Linked DNA regions of Homo sapiens: region 1 is linked to region 2. A link is a contact called in ENCODE Hi-C data. All regions are on one chromosome and are shown on one strand. The core of a region is the stretch at or near the end of the contact, and the rest is flanking DNA. Distances in the headings are between cores, read along the strand shown.

Region 1 (4,748 bases), core at 619-3,118, 690 kb after region 2:
CATCTGTTTATTTCCTGAAATTCACAGGACAACACTTACACTCAGGTGCTCAATAATCATTTGTTGGAAATAACCTGTTTTGTTTTTTCCCCAGAAAGCCTGTTTCAAAAGGTGTATTTTATAGTATTTGATCTGCTAGATCGAGGGTTGGCAAACTTTTTCTGAAAGAAGTCCAGGCAGTAAATATTTTGAGTTTCGCGGCCATACTTTTTGAGATGGAGTATCACCCAGGCTGGAATGCAGTGGCGTGATCTCGGCTCACTGCAACCCCCACCTCCCAGGTTCAAGCTATTCTCCTGCCTCAGCCTCCCAAGTAGCTGGGATTACAGGAGCCTGCCACCATGCCCTGCTAATTTTTGTATTTTTAGTAAAGACGGGGTTTTGTCATGTTGGCCAGGCTGGTCTCGAGCTCCTGACCTCAGGTGATCTGCCCGCCTCGGCCTTCCAAAGTGCTGGGATTATAGGCGTGAGCCACCATGCCCAGCCTATATTTCTTTATCACAACTCTGCAACTCTGCCATTTTAGCCTGAAAACAGCCATAAACAATTTGTGAACAAATGGGCATGGCTGTCTTGAAATGAAACTTTATTTGCAAAAAACAAATGACAGGCTGCATTTGACCTGGGAGCTATAGTTTGCTGGCCCAGCACTAGACGGTTATTGTCATAAAATAACCATTTTCTAAAAACGAACTCTTTGTTTCCACTGTGTTTCTGAGTAAGTTACATGAGATCATTTAAGTTTCATTTCTATTGTTGGCCATTTGTTATATGAATAAAGATTTGCTAAGTGACCCTCAAGCTTGGGTCTTTATTTCATTTTTAGATTATATAAGGCTTGACCCACTTAAGAAATGTAACCGTCTTTTTATTTCTCCTATTAATTTTTTTTTTGTCTTTGTGACTATCTTGTTTATACAAACTGAACCTGAGACAAAGCCGCTAGTGACTGCTTTTTGTGGTTAAACTGGTTTCGAACCCACCAAAGTCTAGAAGAGGGAAAGAAAGAATTGTACCAGATTTGATGTGTTTTGTGTAACGTAAGCCAGATTGTACCTCCTTCTCTCTCTCCCAGGTCTGTATACAACTTAGGACCAAGAGGTGGACTTTGGTGTCTTAGTTCAAGCTCTAAAAATACCAGGGAAGCAGGGACCACGACACATCCCAGGCTTGGTGCAGAAACCTGACCTGAATTGGACCTTAAGATCAGAATATAGATCTATTGTCTTTCCTCACCTGGCTGTTACCAAACTAACTTCCGCATCTCCTGGGAGTGCTTTCTATTTCATCCAGGCAGTGCCCTTATCTGATCTGGAGTGGGTTTATCTCTGGGAGAGCTATTGAAGTGCCTGACAGGAGAGGACACTAAGAGTACCTCCAGTCTCCAACTGCCTCCTCCGGCAGAACTGAGCAAGTCCTAACCATGCCAAAAACATCATTATCTCTGGTTCCATCTTAGTCCCTGCACACCCTAGGATTCAAGGACTCAAGTAAGTTGGGGAGGGGAACATCTTTTCACCCCTGGAAAACCTTGTCTCCTCCCAAGCCCTGGGAGGGGAGAACTGCTGCTAATGAGATGCTGGTAGTTAGTCTTGTAATTTTTACAGTATTATCTGCAGAATGAATGACTACCAGCAGGTACTCTGAATCTCTTTTCTTTCTAATAAGATGTAATCAACGAACCAGATTGTGGCCTTGGAGCTGACCAAAGGATCAGCTAAAGGAATTGGACACATCCTGAGCTAGTTAACACATGGGTATTGTCGGTCTAAGATGCTCTTTAGGGGCTAGTGACTCATTCATGATGTGCAGGAAATGGCACAGACACCTCCATGACCACAGAAGGTTTCTACAGGCGCCGTCATCACAGGGTCTACAAACAGAAGGAAGTCAGAGAGAGAGGCTCAGGGGAAGGCAAGGCGGGGCTGGAGACCTGGATTCTACGTCGGAGTTTACCGCATCCTGGTTCTATTCCCAAAGTCCTCTCTGTGTGGCCATATGCCTGATTCTCAGCCTGGCTTCATTCCAGTCATCTCAGGATCTTACAAACAACATTGATGTCCAGGCCCCACCCCAGACCAATGAAATCAGAATCTCTTGGACATTAAAAAAAAAAATGAGTGATTCTTTCTGGGTGATTCTAATATGTGGTCAGGGTTGAGGCCACTGCTTTACTTCATTACATCATGACACTAAAAATACTACTGGAAAGAAAAAAGGAGGGCTACCATCTGCCTTCCAATCTCTTCAGCTGGGAACCTCTTCATAAGACTGTATCTGAAACCAGGATACGAGATCCTTATAAGTAATTCCATTTATAATAACAAAGAAAGAAAAGAAAGAAAGAAAGAGAGAGAGAGAAAGAAAGAAAGGAGGGAAGGAAGGAGAGAGGAAGGAAGGGAAGGGAAAGAGAGACAGAGAAAGGAAAGAAGAAAGAAAGAAGGAAAGGGAAGAAAGAAAGAAGGAAAGGAAAGAAAGAAAGAGAGAGAAAGAGAAAGGAAGGAAGGAGAAAGAGAATGAAAGGTGTTTACAGCTGGAAATCAAACAGAACTTTGCCTGACACATGTTCATTTTTGGCCATTTTTGCCTTTTTTGTGGTGTGAACCATTAGTTCAGCCCAGTTAACCCTGAGACCACCCACAAAGACTGAATTCAGAGGTGGCTGTCCAGTACAGTGATTCAAGGTGAGGCCTGTGAAGTGAGATCAAGATTTGAATTTCTGCTTCTCAGTTCACCAACTATTTGACCTTGGGCAAGTGACTTAATTCAAGACTTAGTTTTATCATTTATAAAGTAAGAAGAATAATACCTGTCTTACATACTCTGATTTGTTGATATGATAGTCAATATGCTATAAGAATAAATTAATAATTAAATGACACGGTAGACATAAGGCATTTAAATCTAATTCCTGATCCACAGCAAACCTTCAACAAATAGCAGCTGTTATCATCAGAGCTAAAACGAATCATGTATCTAGGCTAGGGTCTGGTTTCTTTGCTGTTTTGGATAATGGCTTAGGAATAAGAATAATGCCCACTGAAGAAGTCTTGATTTTTCTTAAAGCTCTAAGCTCACTAGAGTTTTTTGCGTGTTGCCAATTTCAATCAGATCCAGGAGTATTGGTTACTGTTGGCCTATATGATGAAGATTAACTTTTGGAAGAATCTTTCTGTGGAATGCAGGCCAAAAGAATTCTGAGGCTGCTTTTGATTTGCTTTGAGTTCGTTGCAGCTAATGTGAAGGATGCAAATATTTCTATATTCCCTACTATCTGCTTGGGGTCTTCAAGAGATGAGTTACAGTGACCTGGAGGTAACATTTTAAAAATGCTAGTTAAGATTAGTGTTAAAAACACAGACAAAGTCTGAATCTCTCCAATGCTTGATTTTAATTTTTAAAAAAGAGGAACATATTACAAAGGAAGCAGAATTTCAACATAATCTTTAGATGGTAAATTATGTTTTACATTAGTCTGCATTATTACCACAATACTTGCACCTGGCTGGTATGAGGAGTGTGTGTGTGGGTTAAAGGGAGCTGTTATTTACCTGCTTATCTATCAGACTGGTAATACCAATCTCACTCTGCAAATTTAACATCAGGGATTTACTGTTCATAATAGAATAAATGCATATTGAGAACCACACTTGAACTTAGCCCTTCTGACAGGAAACTTTCAAAGTTAGAAGTTACACTGAGCTTGAATTTTAAGAGAGAGGAAAAGTCATTTAATAAAACTAAAAAATGAAGGATGGATGGATGGATGGATGCATAGGTAGATGGATGGATGCATAAGTGGATGGATGGATGGATGGGTGAATGGATGGATGGATGGATGGATGGATGGATGGATGGATGGATGCATGGATGGATGGATGGATGGATGGATGCATGGATGGATGGATGGATGGATGCATGGATGTATAGGTATATGGATGGATGGACAGATGGATGGATGGATGCATAGGTAGATGGATGGATGGATAAATGGATTGATGGATGGATGGATGGATGGATGGATAAATGGATGTATGGCTAAATGGATAGATGGATAGATGCATAGGTGGATGGATGGATCGATGGGTAAATGGATGGATGGATAGATGCATAGGTGGATGGATGGATGGATGGATGGATGGATGAATGGATGTATGGATAAACGGATGGATAGATGGATAAATGGATGGTTGGATAGATGCATAGGTGGATGGATGTATGGATGAATGGATGTATGGATAAACGGATGGATAGATGGATAAATGGATGGTTGGATAGATGCATAGGTGGATGGATGGATGGATGGATGGATGGATGGATGGATGGATGGATGGAAAGATGCATGCATGCATAGGTAGATAAATGGATGAATGGATATGTAGGTAGATGGATGGATTGATTGAATAAAATGCTGAAGTTAATAGAATCCTCTGTTACTCTGTATGCCCATATGTTCTTCATGGCCACATGTAAGGTTAGCCTTATGATGAAAGATTGGCATCAGTATTGTCATTTTTATTTCAGCTTGTGCCTAGGTTACATGTTCTCATATGTTCCCCATAAACATTCACATGGTCCAGTGTGCAACTATGAAAGAAGCTTCCCATCACCTGTGCCTCCCAATCTCACCCCACTCACTGCAATCTGAGGAAGAAATCCAACACCAAACAAACACTAGAAAGCACCTTGCTGGCGTGGGCTTCCTGTTAACTAAACTAAAATTCCATCTCTAGGACTCAGTGAACTGA
Region 2 (5,115 bases), core at 2,199-4,698:
GGCACGTTTGTGCAGGCCACCAAGTCTGCAGTACTTTGTCACGACAGCTCTGGTCAGCGGCAGTGGCTGACATCCTGGCTGCAGCAGGCTTGTCCTCATCTGGGTGGGCTTCATCTATCTCTGCAGCCCCCACACCCCTGCTGCGGGAAGTACAGGCCTTGAGGTGCAGTTCGCAGGACCCCAGGCTTTGAGTCAGTTTTGGAGAGGGCAAGGCTGATGGAAGCCTTTTTGTGGGCTGCAGGTGTTCAGTCTTAGAGACATGGCCTGAAGGATCTCCTGACATGGTCCAGGGAGGCCTCCGTGCCGTCTGCCTTCATCTCTGTGTCACCCAGACCCCCCTCGAGGCGGCCTGGGCCTGGGCTGCAAACCACTGAGCAGGTCTCAGCCTCAACCCCAGAAGCTCACAAGTGGGAGGGAGCCCTGGAAGCCCGTGGTGGTGTTTTGATTCCCGTGGTGTAAAGAGCCTGGGGTTGGCTCAGAGGTCTTTATTTGGCCTTGCGTGTGCATGGGGAACCAGCGCCTCACTCCTCCCATGGCAGGCCAAGGCCGACTGGAAAGGAGTTATTTTGAGATCAGCACAGCCTGTACAGATAACAGTAATAGTATTTCACTGCTAAAGTTGTGTGAGAAATGTTGGGTTGGGGGAGAAGAATGGAGATGAGTTTAAAAATAGAAGGCTGTAATTAGCCAAGCACGGATTTGTTCTAGAAGGCATCAATTACTACGGCAACCACACGGCCCAGATTTTCCAGGGCGGTCTCATTCCATGGGACCGGATTCTTTTCAGTAAATGTGATCGGTTCCACGTGGAAAAGTGATTTGCTGTCATGGAGGTGTCCGATGTTACACATAAATTAATTCACAAATCCAAGCCAATGCTTTGTCCTATCAGGACTCTCTTTATTTTGTTATTAAAATGCAGTCATTTTGCCTGTGGTCTTTTCCTACAGGTTAAGAACTATTCATGTAGATAAGAATTCAGGAAGGTGTGCGTTGAAAGCGGGGCCGCTGAAGGAGTGTAAGGAGGAGAGTCAGACAAACTTTTTGGTTGCAGTGCTTTCCATTTTTCATTTTGGAGACAGTGTCTGCACTCCCAGGCTGGAGTACAGTGGCGTGATCATAGCTCACTGAAGCCTCCAACTCCTGGGCTCAAGGGATCCTCCCTCTTTAGCCTCCCCAAAGACTGGGACTATAGGTATGTGCCATCACTCACAGCTAATTTTTTGATTTTTTATGGAGAAGAGGGTCTCACTGTGTTGCCCAGGCTGCTCTTGAACTTCTGAGCTGAAGAGATCTTCCCACCTTGGCCTCCCAAAGTGCTGGAATTACAGGCATGAGCCACCACTGTGTCTGGCCACTTTAAAAAAAAAACTTTTTTCTTTTTTAAATTTTAGAGACAGGATCTTGCTGTCTCCTAGGCTGAAGTACAGTAGCAGATCATAGCTCACTGCAGCCCCGAACTCCTGGCCTCAAGCGATCCTTCCACCTCTGCCAAATAGCTGGGACCACAGGTATGCACCACCGTGCCCAGCTAACTTTTTTTTTTTTTTGAGACGGAGTCTTGCTGTGTTGCCCAGGCTGGAGTGCAGTGGCGCGATCTTGGCTCACTGCAAGCTCCGCCTCCCGGGTTCACGCCTTTCTCCTGCCTCAGCCTCCTGAGTAGCTGGGATTACAGGCGCCCGCCACCACGCCTGGCTAATTTTTTGCATTTTTAGTAGAGACGGGGTTTCACCGTGTTAGCCAGGATGGTCTTGATCTCCCGATCTCATGATCCGCCTGCCTCAGCCTCCCAAAGTGCTGGGATTACAGGCATGAGACACCACGCCCGGCCCCAGCTAACTTTTTATTTTGTTTGTTATAGAGATGGGCTCTTGCTATGTTGCCCAGAATTGCTTTACATTTCTAACTGGACATACACCCAAGGGGCTGGTCACAAGTGTTTGCCACATTTGGTATAGTACATCTCACAGTATGCCACAGACGCTCCGCAGGCTACACTCACACAAGCTGTTCTGTGCATGGGTTATTATGGCTTGTGTATCCTGCGTGCCCATGAAGTGCCACACGAAGTGTGTACTGAAAGGGATGTGTGTGAATGCCTCAGAGGCCAGAGGCAGAGCTTGGAGCCAGAGAGATGGGAGCGCCTCAGGACCAGAGCTGGTGGAGTCATCCTAGCCGCGTGGGATAGGAAACCGTATTTTCTGTTTTCTGCTTTGGTTCTCAGAGAAGGCAACGGTTGTGTTGGGCCGGTAGGTGCAGGGGGAAGTATGCCAGCAGAAGTCTAGGAGTCAAGGACCCTGGAGGTGGAGGTGAACGGAGGGACACCCACTCACTGCTGGTGAGCGGGCATCTTAGCAGTAGAAACCTACATTTTGGAGACTTGGATATTGTTGCTATTTATAGTTTCAATCATGATTCCCCTTAGTTTTCTCCATCTTTTGCTTTATTACTTTTTTTTGCAAATGTCAGCTAATTTTAGTTATACTCGGGATAAGGCGATTGGAATTTTGATGGGCATGGTAGAAATCAGAGTTAAAAACAACAACAACAGCAACAACAAGCAGAACTCCAAGGGGAAGGTGAAGCTTGGAGGTTAAATGCTGAGAGCCCTGAAGATGACTGGAGCCCCTGCTCCCATTCCGCAGCATCTCCTAGCCCTCTTCCCTGCTTAACCTTTGGAGGGTCTTGCACTTTTGTTTTAAGAGGAAGCTGTTCTGTGTTCTTCACAGCTGATTACTTGCTACCAAGGAGGTGGCATCTCCAAAAACTTGCCTTCAACACTGGTTTGTGGCTGTACAACAGTCAAACAGTTTCTCAAAGTGTGCTTTGTGGCCCGTCAGCACCTGAAGCCCCCAGGGGCCTGTCAATTGCAGAATTCCAGCTTCCTCTTCAGACTGACTGCATGAGTCTAAATATCTGAGTGGCTGGACCTCCAGATCTTCATTTTCAGCACACAACTACTTAATTTTTCAGCACACCAAAGTTTAAGAGCCACTGCTGCAAAATCTCAGCAAGTTGAGCTGAACTCTGAACTCCCTCTTATCTCCACAGTCCCTAAATGGGGAGTATCATTTTCCCAGCTCCAAGGCGACATGCCTGAATTCCTTCAGCTTGAGTGGCGTGAACAATGTGGGTGCCTTTAAAAGGCTAACATGCTGCCAAAAGATAACCACAGGTGGACATGGCTCTGGATGGGACTCAAAGATGTGGGTTGTTTCCAAAGATAGCAATACCAAACCCGTGCTGATGACTCTGTGTGTCTATATGTGTGTGAAGCTGAAGAGCCTTATATAGCGAGGTGAGGCCCCAGGAAGGATTTGCGGAGTACAGTGCGTTCCGCACGCTCTTGAACGTGCGTGTTCTCAGAACTCTGATATGTGTGTCTCGGCAGCTGATCTGTAAGGAGGTCACCACGTGTCCACATCTATCTTTGCAGACTGCCCCATCCAGCTTAGTGAACAGCTGATAAATGCCTGTAGCAAGCAGAGCGAGGCAGCTGAGCCAGAACTTTTACAAATGGGAGCAAACATCTGCCGTGGTTGCTCGTGGTAGAGGGGCTGTTATTAGTGTTATTACAGTTGGGGATGGATAAACTGCGGAGCCTCAGATGGTTCTGTGGAGATGGACCAACAATGGCACCACAGGTAAGAAGAGGAAAGGCACACCCGGCAGCCACTCCCTCTTGTTCAAATGTTGTTCTCTTGGTTGTTTGTTGATTCTCCCATTGTATTAGTTCATTCTCACACTGCTATAAGGACATACCTGAGACTGGGTAATTTACAATGGAAAGAGATTTGATTGACTCACAGTTCCACAGGGCTGAGGAGGCCTCAGGAAACTTGCAATCATGGTGGAAGGAGAAGCATATGCATCCTTCTTCACATGGCAGCAGCAAGGAGAAGCACAGAGCAAAAGGGGGAGAAGCTCCTTATAAAACCATCAGATCTCATGAGAAACGCACTATCGCGAGAACAGGATGGGGGAAACTGCCCCCCATGATTCAATTATCTCCACCTGGTCCCTCCCATGACACATGGGGATTATAGGGACTACAATTCAAGGTGAGATGTGGGGACAGGCACGGTGGCTCACTCGTGTAATCCCAGCACTTTGGGAGGCTGAGGAGGGCAGATCACTTGAGGTCAGAAGTTTGAGACCAGCCTGGCCAACATGGTGAAACCCCATCTGTACTAAATCCCATTAGTATATAAATTAGTCTGGCATAAAATATAAAAATTAGTCTGGCATGGTGGCAGGCGCCTGTAGTCCCAGCTACTCGGGAGGCTGAAGCAGGAGATCACTTCAACCCAGTAGGTGGAGGTTGCAGTGAGCCGAGATCACGCCACTGCACTCCAGCCTGGGAGACAGAGCAAGACTCCCTCTCAAAAAAAAAAAAAAAAAAAAAAAAAAAAAAAAAAAAGAAAAGAAAAGAAAAGAAAAAAAAGAAGAAAGAAAGAAAAAAAGAGATTTGGGTGGGGACACAGCCAAACCATACCACCCATCAAAGCAGGGCACTCTCTTCCCTCACCTGCTTTACTTTTCCTCAAAGCACCCACCATCCCCTCTGGCATAAACGCCTGGATTTATTCCCAGTCCCCTTCCTGGAACATGAACCCTAGGGGAGGCTTCCGGGATGTTCTGCTCACACATGGGAGGAGCTCAAAGAGCCTTTGTTGATTGAATCGATGATAGACAAGCTATCTCAGAGGAAGATTTGAAGTGACTGGGAGCTCCTTCTCAACCCTCTCCCTGAGACCTGCTCACAGAGCATGAAGTCTAAATTCTGGCTCTGAATGAGTCTGAGCAACGCCTGAGTGCCCAGCAACCTCAGCTAAGCACAGCAAGTTTCGGTTTGTGGCTTCCTCCCTGTGCCGAGCAGATCCCATCCTTGGGGAGTCCCCAGCCGGTCTCCACAGTGTCCAGACACCACGGTTCTCATGAGGCTCTACCCTCCCTGACTTCCACTCATCCAAGGGCCTCCAAGTCTTCAAGGCCAGCTCAGGCCCAGCCCTCCAAGAAACAGTTTCTTCTGATGACACCAACCCATCCTGATGTTTCCTGATTCCCAGTTCCTATGGGCTCCAGGCCTATTGCAGTCCAGGGCTCTGCTACTGA

The links. A loop is a pair of places that touch in the nucleus more often than their neighbours do. Pooled maps may share reads with other maps.
Region 1: a loop to region 2 is called in a pooled map, with 4 times the contacts of the local background. The contact joins two enhancer-like sites. A Hi-C loop is called at or near these places in 1 of 168 maps with a recorded cell type or tissue (naive thymus-derived CD4-positive, alpha-beta T cell), 1 of 37 single-sample maps with no recorded cell type and 7 of 50 pooled maps.

What each region holds. Positions count from the first base shown.
Region 1 is chr21:38,243,236-38,247,983 of GRCh38, forward strand. It overlaps a transcript of KCNJ15 not described here. Among named protein-coding and RNA genes, the nearest start is that of KCNJ15, 11 kb to the right of the region's middle. RefSeq lists enhancers at 1,890-1,969, 2,050-2,099. Within about 2 kb of position 1,869, at least 3 of the 41 ENCODE cell types and tissues checked have a DNase peak (open chromatin) inside an H3K27ac peak, as active enhancers do.
Region 2 is chr21:37,552,706-37,557,820 of GRCh38, forward strand. The region is part of intron 1 of KCNJ6-AS1 (KCNJ6 antisense RNA 1); the gene reads left to right. Among named protein-coding and RNA genes, the nearest start is that of KCNJ6-AS1, 37 kb to the left of the region's middle. RefSeq lists enhancers at 4,565-4,624, 4,835-5,014. Within about 2 kb of position 3,449, at least 4 of the 41 ENCODE cell types and tissues checked have a DNase peak (open chromatin) inside an H3K27ac peak, as active enhancers do.